Regions from separate parts of the Homo sapiens genome. Here region 1 is linked to region 2. A link is a contact called in ENCODE Hi-C or POLR2A ChIA-PET data. All regions are on one chromosome and are shown on one strand. The core of a region is the stretch at or near the end of the contact, and the rest is flanking DNA. Distances in the headings are between cores, read along the strand shown. Region 1 holds the start of SAMTOR (S-adenosylmethionine sensor upstream of mTORC1). Region 2 overlaps IMMP2L (inner mitochondrial membrane peptidase subunit 2).

Evidence for each region. A loop is a pair of places that touch in the nucleus more often than their neighbours do. ChIA-PET counts read pairs that join two places held with the same protein, here RNA polymerase II (POLR2A).
Region 1: a loop to region 2 is called in a map of psoas muscle, with 7 times the contacts of the local background. The contact joins the promoter of SAMTOR here to the enhancer-like site in region 2. A Hi-C loop is called at or near these places in 1 of 168 maps with a recorded cell type or tissue (psoas muscle). POLR2A ChIA-PET finds 5 or more read pairs at or near these places in 1 of 52 experiments (PC-3).

Annotation. Positions count from the first base shown.
Region 1 is chr7:112,938,153-112,943,100 of GRCh38, forward strand. SAMTOR (S-adenosylmethionine sensor upstream of mTORC1) reads right to left here and starts at 1,723. Exons shown (of 5, transcript NM_152556.3): 1 at 1,439-1,723. The coding sequence starts at 1,598. RefSeq lists a silencer at 1,552-1,651 and enhancers at 1,681-2,197, 1,852-2,191.
Region 2 is chr7:111,194,805-111,200,276 of GRCh38, forward strand. The region is part of intron 3 of IMMP2L (inner mitochondrial membrane peptidase subunit 2); the gene reads right to left. It overlaps LOC124901725 (a long non-coding RNA gene), which reads right to left. Exons shown (of 2, transcript XR_007060477.1): 1 at 1-5,472. Among named protein-coding and RNA genes, the nearest start is that of LRRN3, 110 kb to the left of the region's middle. Within about 2 kb of position 3,652, at least 4 of the 41 ENCODE cell types and tissues checked have a DNase peak (open chromatin) inside an H3K27ac peak, as active enhancers do; they include PC-3, where a contact is called at or near this core.

The sequences.
Region 1 (4,948 bases), core at 473-2,972, 1.7 Mb after region 2:
GCATTCTTTGAATATCAAGAATGATGCAGTTGTTGCTATGGTAACTACTCATTTTATTGACTAAATTGTGGGTTTGGGTAGCATTCTTTCAAAAAACATATTTTACCATCCTAAGTAGGTCTGATAAGACTCTTTCTATTGCTATCTGTTAAACAATAACTACAAGCCCCATTTGGGGATGATTAAACAGCCTCTATTAAAAGCTAAGCTTGATTTGCTAAGGAAAGAAACCTTTAAAGTTTGAAAAATGAAACATATCAACTACATTCAAAAGAACAAAGGATACTTAGTTTTAACTTTCTAGAGTAGTTGAAACGTGTGTATAAATCAACAGTAACATGATCTTACCTGTCTGTATTCCTTCACTGCCATAATTTTCCTTCTAATCCTAAATTATTAACTAAGTATAGGACTAACACCAGAAGGCTGCTGACTTTTCAGTTTGCAATTAAGCTAAAATGAGAACCAGTGGAAAGCTTTCCTCATTTCGATACTCAGGAGAAGTCTCTCTCCCAAGCCTATGAAAACAGAATTTTCACTGTCAAAATCTTATAAAACAGCTGTGTACAAAAGCCTATATTTAAAGATATCAAGGATAACTGTAGACTCCAACTATAAACACTCTTCAGGCACAGGCAAAAGCCACTAAGGCTTCTTCCCCTATGAGCTTCCACAGAGGGGGTTCTCACCGGAACCCCATCCATGGAAGCCGAGGGTGGGCTTTATCGGCAGGTGTCTTTAGGAGGCTTCCAATACAAACGGTATTTTCAGAACCTGCCCAGATCTCTTCCTCATCGCCTAAATAAACAGTTAAGACCAAGTATTTAAGAAATGGGAGTGGGGGCCACGAGTGTAGCCCGCCCCCTTTTAACAATGTGAAGTCCAGTCAGCTAAAAGGCCTGCTGGCTTCCCAGCCCTGGAAGCCAATGCGAGGAAGGCTCGGCATGGTTGTAGGAATGAAGTACTAGGAAGGGGGTCTGATAAGGAAGCAAATGGTACAGCCGGTAGGTCAAGCGTAAAGGAGGGACAACTCAGGTTTCTTTTCGTCTTTTACAAATGGATTTTACCTGTCTTGTTTTACCTCGGCGTCTCTTGCAAAAAGCGACCCCCACCTCCTCTGTGAGCGTGTATGTGTTTGTGTGTGCCGAGACAACAACCTCAGCACCCCGGCTGGGGACAGGGGCTTGGAGGGGGTGGGGACTCAATTCCTTTACAGGCCTAGAACTCTCCCGAAGGGCCCTCAAAGAAAAGGGGGCGGGGAGGAGCGCGTCTGATGCCGACTAGGGGGCTCAGACCAGGCCCGGGAGAGCAGCAGCGGCTGGGGGGACGTGCAGATCCTTTACATTTTAATGGTGGCCTCTTTGGAGGAGGGAAGAGGTGACAAGCGGTTGGGGGTGATGAGGCCTCCCCTTCCTCCCTCACTCAGCGCGCTGTTTACCTTCTCGGTACTTCTTGCGGAGCCGCCGGTGGACGCTCTTCACCACACCGGAGAGCTTCTCCTGCTCCAGTTTCCGCTCCTGCTCCCGGGGCGGCGGAGTGTTCGGGGACCCGGCCCTCTGCGCACGAGCAGTATTTCGGCCGCCGGCCCCTGGCTCCATATCGCAGCCGCCGCCGCCGCCGCCGCCCCTCAGGCCCCCGCAGACGCTCCCCAGATGGAGGAGGTGGGGTAGGAGGAGGGAGCTGCGGAGGCAGCAGCCAGAGGAGGCAGAGGAACCGGAGCGACAGCCTTGGAGGTGGACCCTCACCCAAAAGTGCAAACTGATTGGTGGATTTTGAGGGCTGGGCGGAAACGGAAAAGGCTAAGGGCCAATGGGCAGAAAGCGCCGGCGGCGAACCCGGTTGTTTGGGAAGGCGAGCAGCTGGAGGAGGCGGAGCTTGCGGGGATAGGGAGGCTGAGGCAGTGGGAGCTCCAGGCCTGGGTGCTCATCTCTTCCCCACCCTCCCCGGATTCTGTGCGCAGGCGCTGTGGCTCGGCCTCGGGAGACGAGCTGTGAGCAACGCGCTTGCGCGTCTCAGTTTGCTTAGTTTGGGCTTTTTTACAGCTCGGCTTTCTGATGTCTTCCATCATTTTCATCCCCTACACTTTATAATCTGTTGCGATGCGGCCAGGGTGCTCTGCTTGAACCTCCGCTGCACCTTGTCACATGTAGGTTCCCTTTAGTTACTTGCGCTTTGAGATGACGTTACACTTCAGGGACCTCAAGCACACAAGCATTCTAAGGCTCAAGGAGAGGTCTGGCTACCAAATGCTAATTTAATTCTCAGGTCGACAATGGTTTATGCCTGCAGTACTACTGCTGGGCAAAGGACATAGAAAATGCGAAAAGGAGAGGGCCAAGAAAAGCAACAGGAGATGCAGGAGGACAATAAGGAACGATGGAAAACTCACAGCAGATGCCCTCAAGAACTTTTGTAGTGACCACGGTGTTAATAAGCAGCCTTCCCTGATCTTATTCGCATCAGCACTCTGAGCTTTTATGGTCAGCTCAGGTGACCTCCTGTCCTTTAATTTGGAGAGTTAGTCTATGCGGAGTGTATCTAAGTGGGTTTGGTAACCTGTTCACCCTCCTCCACTTCTTTTCCATCTCTTGGGGAACGCGATTGTTGACTTCTGTCCCAGAAAGGTGGAACACTGCTCTCTGGAGAGAGGTAGACTGCATTGGCTCCTGAAGTGGTACTGAGGCTGCTGGAGTGTCAGAGATTGAATAGACTGAGAGCCCCTAATGAGTTGTGTTGGATTGTGTACCACTTCCCCATTGCAGGTGTTGGTTACGTGACAGTCTATGGAAATGATTGCAATGGTAACATTTTGATAATGATTTTCTAACTACGAATAAAGCTTGCATTATGTAACTGTTTTATATGCTACCTTCTTTATATTGAATACGCTGAAGAGCAAAGAATTATACACACTGTCTAGGACACAGGAGAAGCGGGAGGTGAAGGGAGATTGATGGAATTTAAAGGCGGAAGATGTGTCCCTACAGCACAGTGAAGAGACAGATCAAACACAAAGACAAGGACATATAAACTTCAAAAGAACTCCTTATAATTATGAAGAGAAGTTAAGCGGAAGTGCCTAATAAATTGAAAATATGGTGGTCTTATTTGGGGGAATTTCATTTGGGAAGAAAGGGGAGCTTGAATTACATGTCTCTTTTGGCTCTTTCCATATTTTAATACATATGGAAGGCAAATAATGGTGCAGATATTCGAAAGATACAATGATAGTAAAAAGAGCATTAAATTTCACTTGTGCTGAACTGTAGTTTTATTTTTTAAAAAAGAACTTTTCAGCATAATACTAGCAAATGAACTTTTAAGGCCTCTTAACTGAAGATGTTCACTGAAGGAAATTTGGAAAATACAGAAAAGAGTAAAGAAAATAAGACATCTGGACTGAGAGATAACAACTTAACATTTTTTCTTTGTTTGTATATACTAATTTCAAATAGGATATTTCTTGATGCCTATGTGGCAATCTATTGTATGAATAGCCTACTATTTCATTAACCAATTCCCAGTTATTGTAGATTTATGTTTTTTCCAGCTTTTTTGTATTACAGATAATGTCATGACAAACACATTTGCACACAAGTATTTGTCCATTTCTTTAATTATACATTCCATCAGGCTAAATTCCTAAAAGTTCAATTTCTGAAGCAAAGGGTCAAACATGTTAGGGTTTTGATGTATATTATGAAATTGCCTTTTCTGAAAGATAGTAGCAGTTTATGCCATGTCCACTAGTACCTATGGGTGTTTATTTCATTGCACCCTTACCAAAGGTAGGTATTACAATTTACAAAGTCATTAATGAGATTTTAAAAACATGTCTATTTTTTAAATAAATATGTGGAATTTCCTGCTGTTTCGTAACTAGCTATTCTTATTGGTATAATATTTAACTTAAAATACCAACGTAAGAATAAATAAAAGGAACTTATTTAAGACTATCTAGTTGTTGTTGTTCAAGCAGATTGAAGAGTCCTACCTTTTAAAATTACTTTTTGACTTCACACTTTCTTGAAAAGCAACCGAAGAAATAACAATTGGACAGCCAGATTTTATTTTAAAGAAAATGAAATCTTTTTATTTTCTTTAAATTTTTTATTTAAAAAATGTTTTATTTAAAATTTTCATTTAAAAAATTTTAAATTTTTTATTATAAAATAAAGATTTTATTTTAAAAATAAAAATAAGATTTATTTTATTTTATTTTATTTTATTTTATTTTATTTTATTTTGAGATGGAGTTTCACTCTTGTTGCCCAGGCTGGAGTGCAGTGGCGCATTCTCGGCTCACTGCAACCTCCGCCTCCTAGGTTCAAACGATTCTCCTGCCTCAGCCTCCCGAGTAGGTGGGATTACAGGCATGCGCCACCATGCCCGGCTAATTCTGTATTTATAGTAGAGACGGGGTTTCTCCATATTGGTCAGGCCAGTCTCAAACTCCCGACCTCAGGTGATCCACCCACCTTGGCCTCCCAAAGTGCTGGGATTACAGGCGTGAGCCACGGCGCCAGGCACAGATTTTATTTTAAAGATGCGTGAATTCAAATGAGGTATAGGCCAACATGTCCTGAGAAATATTTTAAGGTGATTTTTTTTCCACTGACTATCCACCACAGCACAAAAGGGAGTTTATAACTACTTTCCTCCTGTGTAGTTAGCAATATTACAAAAAGCTTTCTATCTGTTAAGGTTGCTGAGGAGTCATAATGGAATTCTCCATTTAAGTGAAACAACAGTCCTAATTGCTGATAAAATGGATTCACTGAAGGAAGCAGGCTTGGTGCCATATTCAATGAGCATATCCTATGCCCAGGAAAATGTCAGCAACTTTCCCCACTTTGTGGTGACAGGTTTTTATTTACTGTAAATATCTTGTTTTAAAAAATTCTCTCATTATTTTAAATGCCTGTTAGGGAAAGAGGATGTTGGAATA
Region 2 (5,472 bases), core at 2,402-4,901:
AAAATTACTTACCAAGACCATATCTACTTAGCTCTACCCAGTATCAACTTCTATAATCATATCTAACATGTAGACACTAAATTTCCAGTTTTTTTGCAATGTATATACTTATGCAAAAATATTACAAAACAATTTTACTTATCGTTTTCATAGATGATTTTCCATAAGCAGAAATGTGTTTCAGTGAATTGTTTTTAAAAACCAAACTATTGAAAAATAACAATTAAAACTGTCACCATTTAGTATATTTATTTAATATGTTAGGTCTTAATGAAATAACATGCACTACATAAAACTTACATTGTAAAGTATATGAAAGAGGCAGGAAGTAATAGATTTTTGGCTTCCATTTATATTTACATAAAATTACAAAGATTTTAAGTTTATTGGATTATTAACATAATTTCAATTTAAACTAATTTAAATTTAAAGTAGTAAGGACAGTAGAAACCTAAATCCCATTAATATTTTTGGAAGATTAGATGAGAGGCTAGAAACAAATTTTTTTCAAAACTTATCTATTCTGTTTCAACTGATACCAATTTCTATGATCTCAATACAAACTGGACGGACATTATCAGCTGCTTCTAAAGACTAAGTTGAAAATATAAACTTGCAAGGAATAAAAAAGAGATAGACTGGAAGAATATAGGAGGTAACACTACTAGAAGTCAAAGTAAAGTGCAAAATTTCAATCATGTCTCTTTATCAATTGCCACATTATCTTTTTATTGTGTAGAAACTTTATTATAAAGGATTTTTTATTTTTAAAAGCAAATATGTACATATATTTTCATTGAAAGTCTAATTACGGACTGAGTCTGTCTTCAGGATGCTTTATATATGTGAGCTCATTTATTTCCATTGACTACCCTATGAGTTCCTTTTTATGAGTGTCGACGATTCTAAAATCCATGTGTTTTCCAGAGCATGATAAATTTAACTTTTAGAAATTATCAGAAAAATATGAATAGAATGCTAGACTGTGTAATCAAATTTAATTTTTATTGTTTATTTTATTTTATTTCATTTCATTTCATTTCATTTCATTTCATTTTTGCTCTATCATTTCATTTCATTTTATTTTATTTTTGCTCTATCACCAAGGCGGGACTTCACCAACACAATCACGGCTCACTGCACCCTCGAACTCCTGGGCTCAAGTGATTCTCCCACCTTAGCCTCCAAGCAGCTAGTACCACAGGTGGGGTATGCCACCACATCCACCGTTTTGTTTTGTTTTGTTTTTGATAGAGACAGTATCTCTCTGTGTTGCCCAGACTGGTCTTGAACTACTTGGATCATGCAATCCTCCCACATTAGCCTCCCAAAGTGCTGGGATTATAGGCATAAGGGGCCACACCCATAAATTTAATTTTTAAACTAAGATTATTTGGGACCTTAGGAAAAATCATGAAAAATAATCTCTTGGAATAATGTGAAAGATTATATTGTTCCCTAAAAGGAACAAAATGCTTTACGGTGCTAGCCTTTTATACCATGCTGGCCATGCCAGCTAAAGTTCAGATCGGGTCATCATTTCCAGAATCAAACGATAAAAATCAAACTAGAAAAAAAAATTATTCAATGAAGTGACCCATTCATCACTAGGAGTGTTAAACTAGAACAATGTGGTATTTTCTCTAAAGCATCTTACAATCATTGTAAATTAGGAGATTATGAAGTCTCATTCAAAAAGATTATGGAGGACACTAAGAGTCTCCTATACACTATTTTCTAAATAAAAGGGACTTTTTAAAAAACTATTTAGTTAATAAAAGCAATACATGCTCATTGTGAGTGTGGGAGAAACAGGAAGAAACAAAATAAAGCACTTTCACGAAATAGGAAATGAAAATATGAGAATTTAAATGATTTAAATTTAAATAATCATTTTTCCTAGCTTCTTTCCCCATAAATAATCATTGTTAATGGTTCCTTCAAAATTTTTCACTGCACGTTTGTTGTTTATATATCCATATAGCTTTAAAGATCTTTACGTAAACGCTCTCATACTATTTGCAGTTTTACATTTTTGTAACGTAAAAATATATCTTAGGCACGACTCTTTAACAGGGCATACAAAATTGACTCACTGGTTCTCAGAGCTGTGCAGTATTTCGCTGAATAGGTATATCAATTTATTTTGCCCTTACTGAGGCTGACTTGAGCTACTTCCAGTTTTTCGTTTATGAAGTTTCCCTAAACTTCCACGAACTCTCTTGAATCCTCTTATATTCACAAAGCCATCATGAATTAATGCTATGTTATTTTACAAAATCGGAGGCCCAGAAAATACTGAAAAGGTTGAGGAAGTACCAACTCTTACAACGATCACATAAGCCAACAAATTCCTTTAAAAATGAACAAAGTATTGGCTGGGCTCGGTGGCTCACGCCTGTAATCCCAGCACTTTGGAAGGCCAAGGTGGGCGGATCACGAGGTCAGGAGATGGATACCATCCTGGCTAACACAGGTGAAACCCCGTCTCTACTAAAAATACAAAAAATTAGCCGGGCGTGGTGGCGGGCGCCTGTAGTCCCAGCTACTCGGGAGGCTGAGGCAGGAGAACGGCGTGAACCCAGGAGGCGGAGCTTGCAGTGAGCTGAGATCACGCCACGGTGCTCCAGCCTGGGCAACAGAGCGAGACTCCATCTCAAAACAAACAGAAGAGAACAAAACAAAAATGAACCAAGTATTTATAGTAAAATAATTCTCAAGGTAATATAGCTAATTATTTGATGAAGATATCTCCATACGTCTTTAAAAAGGCAATCAAAGATAAAATAATCATAGAATTGGGCTTCAACAAACCAAAGTACCATCTGTCATCAGTTAAGGAAGTATCAGCTGGAAGGATGGGAAAAACAACTATATTTTAAAACTCAGCAGAACTACTATACAATGCGATAGCTTTCAGTGTGTTCACTCAATACTATTACATTCTATCAAATGACAAATCCATCTAATTCTAAAGACTAAAATTGCAGTTTAAAATGTTTAAAATAATTTTGCTCCTTTGAAAATTACTCTTGATGCTAGGCAATTACTTTCAAATTAAAAGTTCCTTCAGACTTTAGAATTGTCACACATTAGTAGGGATTTAAAGCAAAGATATACCTTACAGTAAGCAACAATAACAAAGAAGGAGGAAAAAACATTGACTAAATATAATTTAGAAATCAGTAGACAGATAATATTGCACAGAAGAATGAAGAGTACATAGATAATCTAAATCTAGGGACATCTGGGTTTTAATTACACTTTTTCACCAAGGATTCCAAAGATGGCATTTTGAAGCCATGTATTCTTTTCCTGTCCTCCAGGACACAAGAATGCAATTACTAATGGGAAAATAAAGACAGACTTTCTTTTACTCATTTTGAAAAAAGAAAAAAATGCTCTCTCTAGTCTGCATAAACTGGCTGAAGTTTTGATCTGATGTGACAATTCCTCTAAATATGGCTCCAGATCTGCCCTTAGAATCATATAATACTGTGAGTAACAACACAGGTCAGAACGGCTCTCGGTCATATTCCTGGCTCAACTACTCAATAGCAGAGTGACTTTAAGCAAGTTCTGAGTCTTATTTTCCTAACCCGTACAAGCAGTTATTATTACCCTATGGGCTGCTGTGTGGATCAACTTACATAATGAACTCAAAGTTCCTACAACATGGGTGTACCAGGTCACTCTGGTTAACCACAGCTCCTTGTGAAGCAGTGATTCATACTTTCCAGCATGTATCACATGCTGCAATCAAACTGGAATCCATAACTATTCCCTAAACACGCCCTGATAATTTCTGCTTTGATTCATGCTACTTCTACAAATGATGCCTTTTTCCACCATAACTGCCTACCAAAATCTTATCCTTCTTTCAATACTTTTGCAAATGCTACTTCCTTTATGAAGCATTTTTCCCAATTCTCCTCTGTTATTAGGACTCGTTCATTCTGGAACTCTGTTCTTCCATCATACTTATATCTGGCCTTAGAGTTATAATGCCCTTGTCATATCTTTCTCTTTCTTTAGATTCTAAGTTCCCAAAAATAATGTAAACTTCTTCAATATTTACCAAAAACTACCAATTGAATTGAATGTTTGAGTGGAGAATATATGCATTTTCAGAGATATATACAAACAGGTAGAGATCTGGAAAACTGTTTCAGCTCCCAATGTCCTCCCTCAATATGGACTAAATTCCACTGAACTTGATAGCTATGTCAGTCACTACATTTTCGAACTGCATTTCCTAGTGGGGCTGTTATAATTTGTGTCCATTTTTTTTTCATTAATTTACATGTATTTGTGAAGTAGGTTTCAAGAAAGGGATTGAAATAAACACATTTTTATTCTGCCACCATTTTACAAAAAAACCTGCCTCATTTCCGAATAAATAAATACAGCCTACATATAATGTATATTAACTCAAATATTTCAATTCTCTCATTTAAGTATGCGAGTATTTCTATTTAAAGTTCTTTGATTCTAAAACTAAGAGTAACTGGACAACCTGTCAGTTCCCTGTAATTTCCTTTTGCACCTTCACACACTGTCAGCAATACAACCACAGTTAATTAAAATATGTACGTGGAACATGTAAAATAGCATCAAATATGAAATATGTAAAAGTTGAAAACACTAAAAGAAGCCAAAACTAAAAATGATTCTCCTTAACACATTAAAAACAGTACTATGTCTGAATAGAAAAAGAAAAGCCAATGGTAATCACTAAAGTTATTCTCCTGTAACAATGTTAACCTATATAATTTGATTTGAGTAAGAAGTTTACAGAATGTTAGTCTGATATAACAAACCAATTAGAAGAAGCATAAGCTTTATCTTTCACTATCATTCTGTTTTTTGGTGAAGGAGCTTTGAGCAGTAAATAATTTACTATCAAAAGCAGCAAACTCTGCTAAAGTTAAAATTACAATCTTATGAGTGCATGTGCATTAGGGATCATGTTAAAACCATCAACCTCATTTCAGTAGATGTCTTATCTCACATAAAGTATGCTGCTAGACATAAAGCATCAGTGGTTTACCTCTAAATGATCCAGTCCCTCCAGGAAACTGGGTGTAGTTTTAATAAAATTGAACTCATAAGTTTTTATTACATTTATAATGAATGCTTTTCAGTTTTATAGGCTCTTTGAAGGAGCAATTTAGTTTCTCTATTAAAACATGACTTTATATCCTTCACAACTCTCAGGTTTCAATTTTATGTTGCTACCACTCTCAATATAAATGAAGATATTGAAGTTTTAATAAAGGTATAGAGTTATTTTTATTGTACATATGAAATGTGAGTTTACAAAATTACAGGGAAAAGTACAGCATATTAAAATTTCTTTCTATTCTTACTTTTCTGTATCCTTTCTGCCACACAAAACTAACCAAAGGTGATATAACATATTTAGGTATTAATAAAGCAGGATTCATGATATTGTCTTTTCTTAGAATAAAG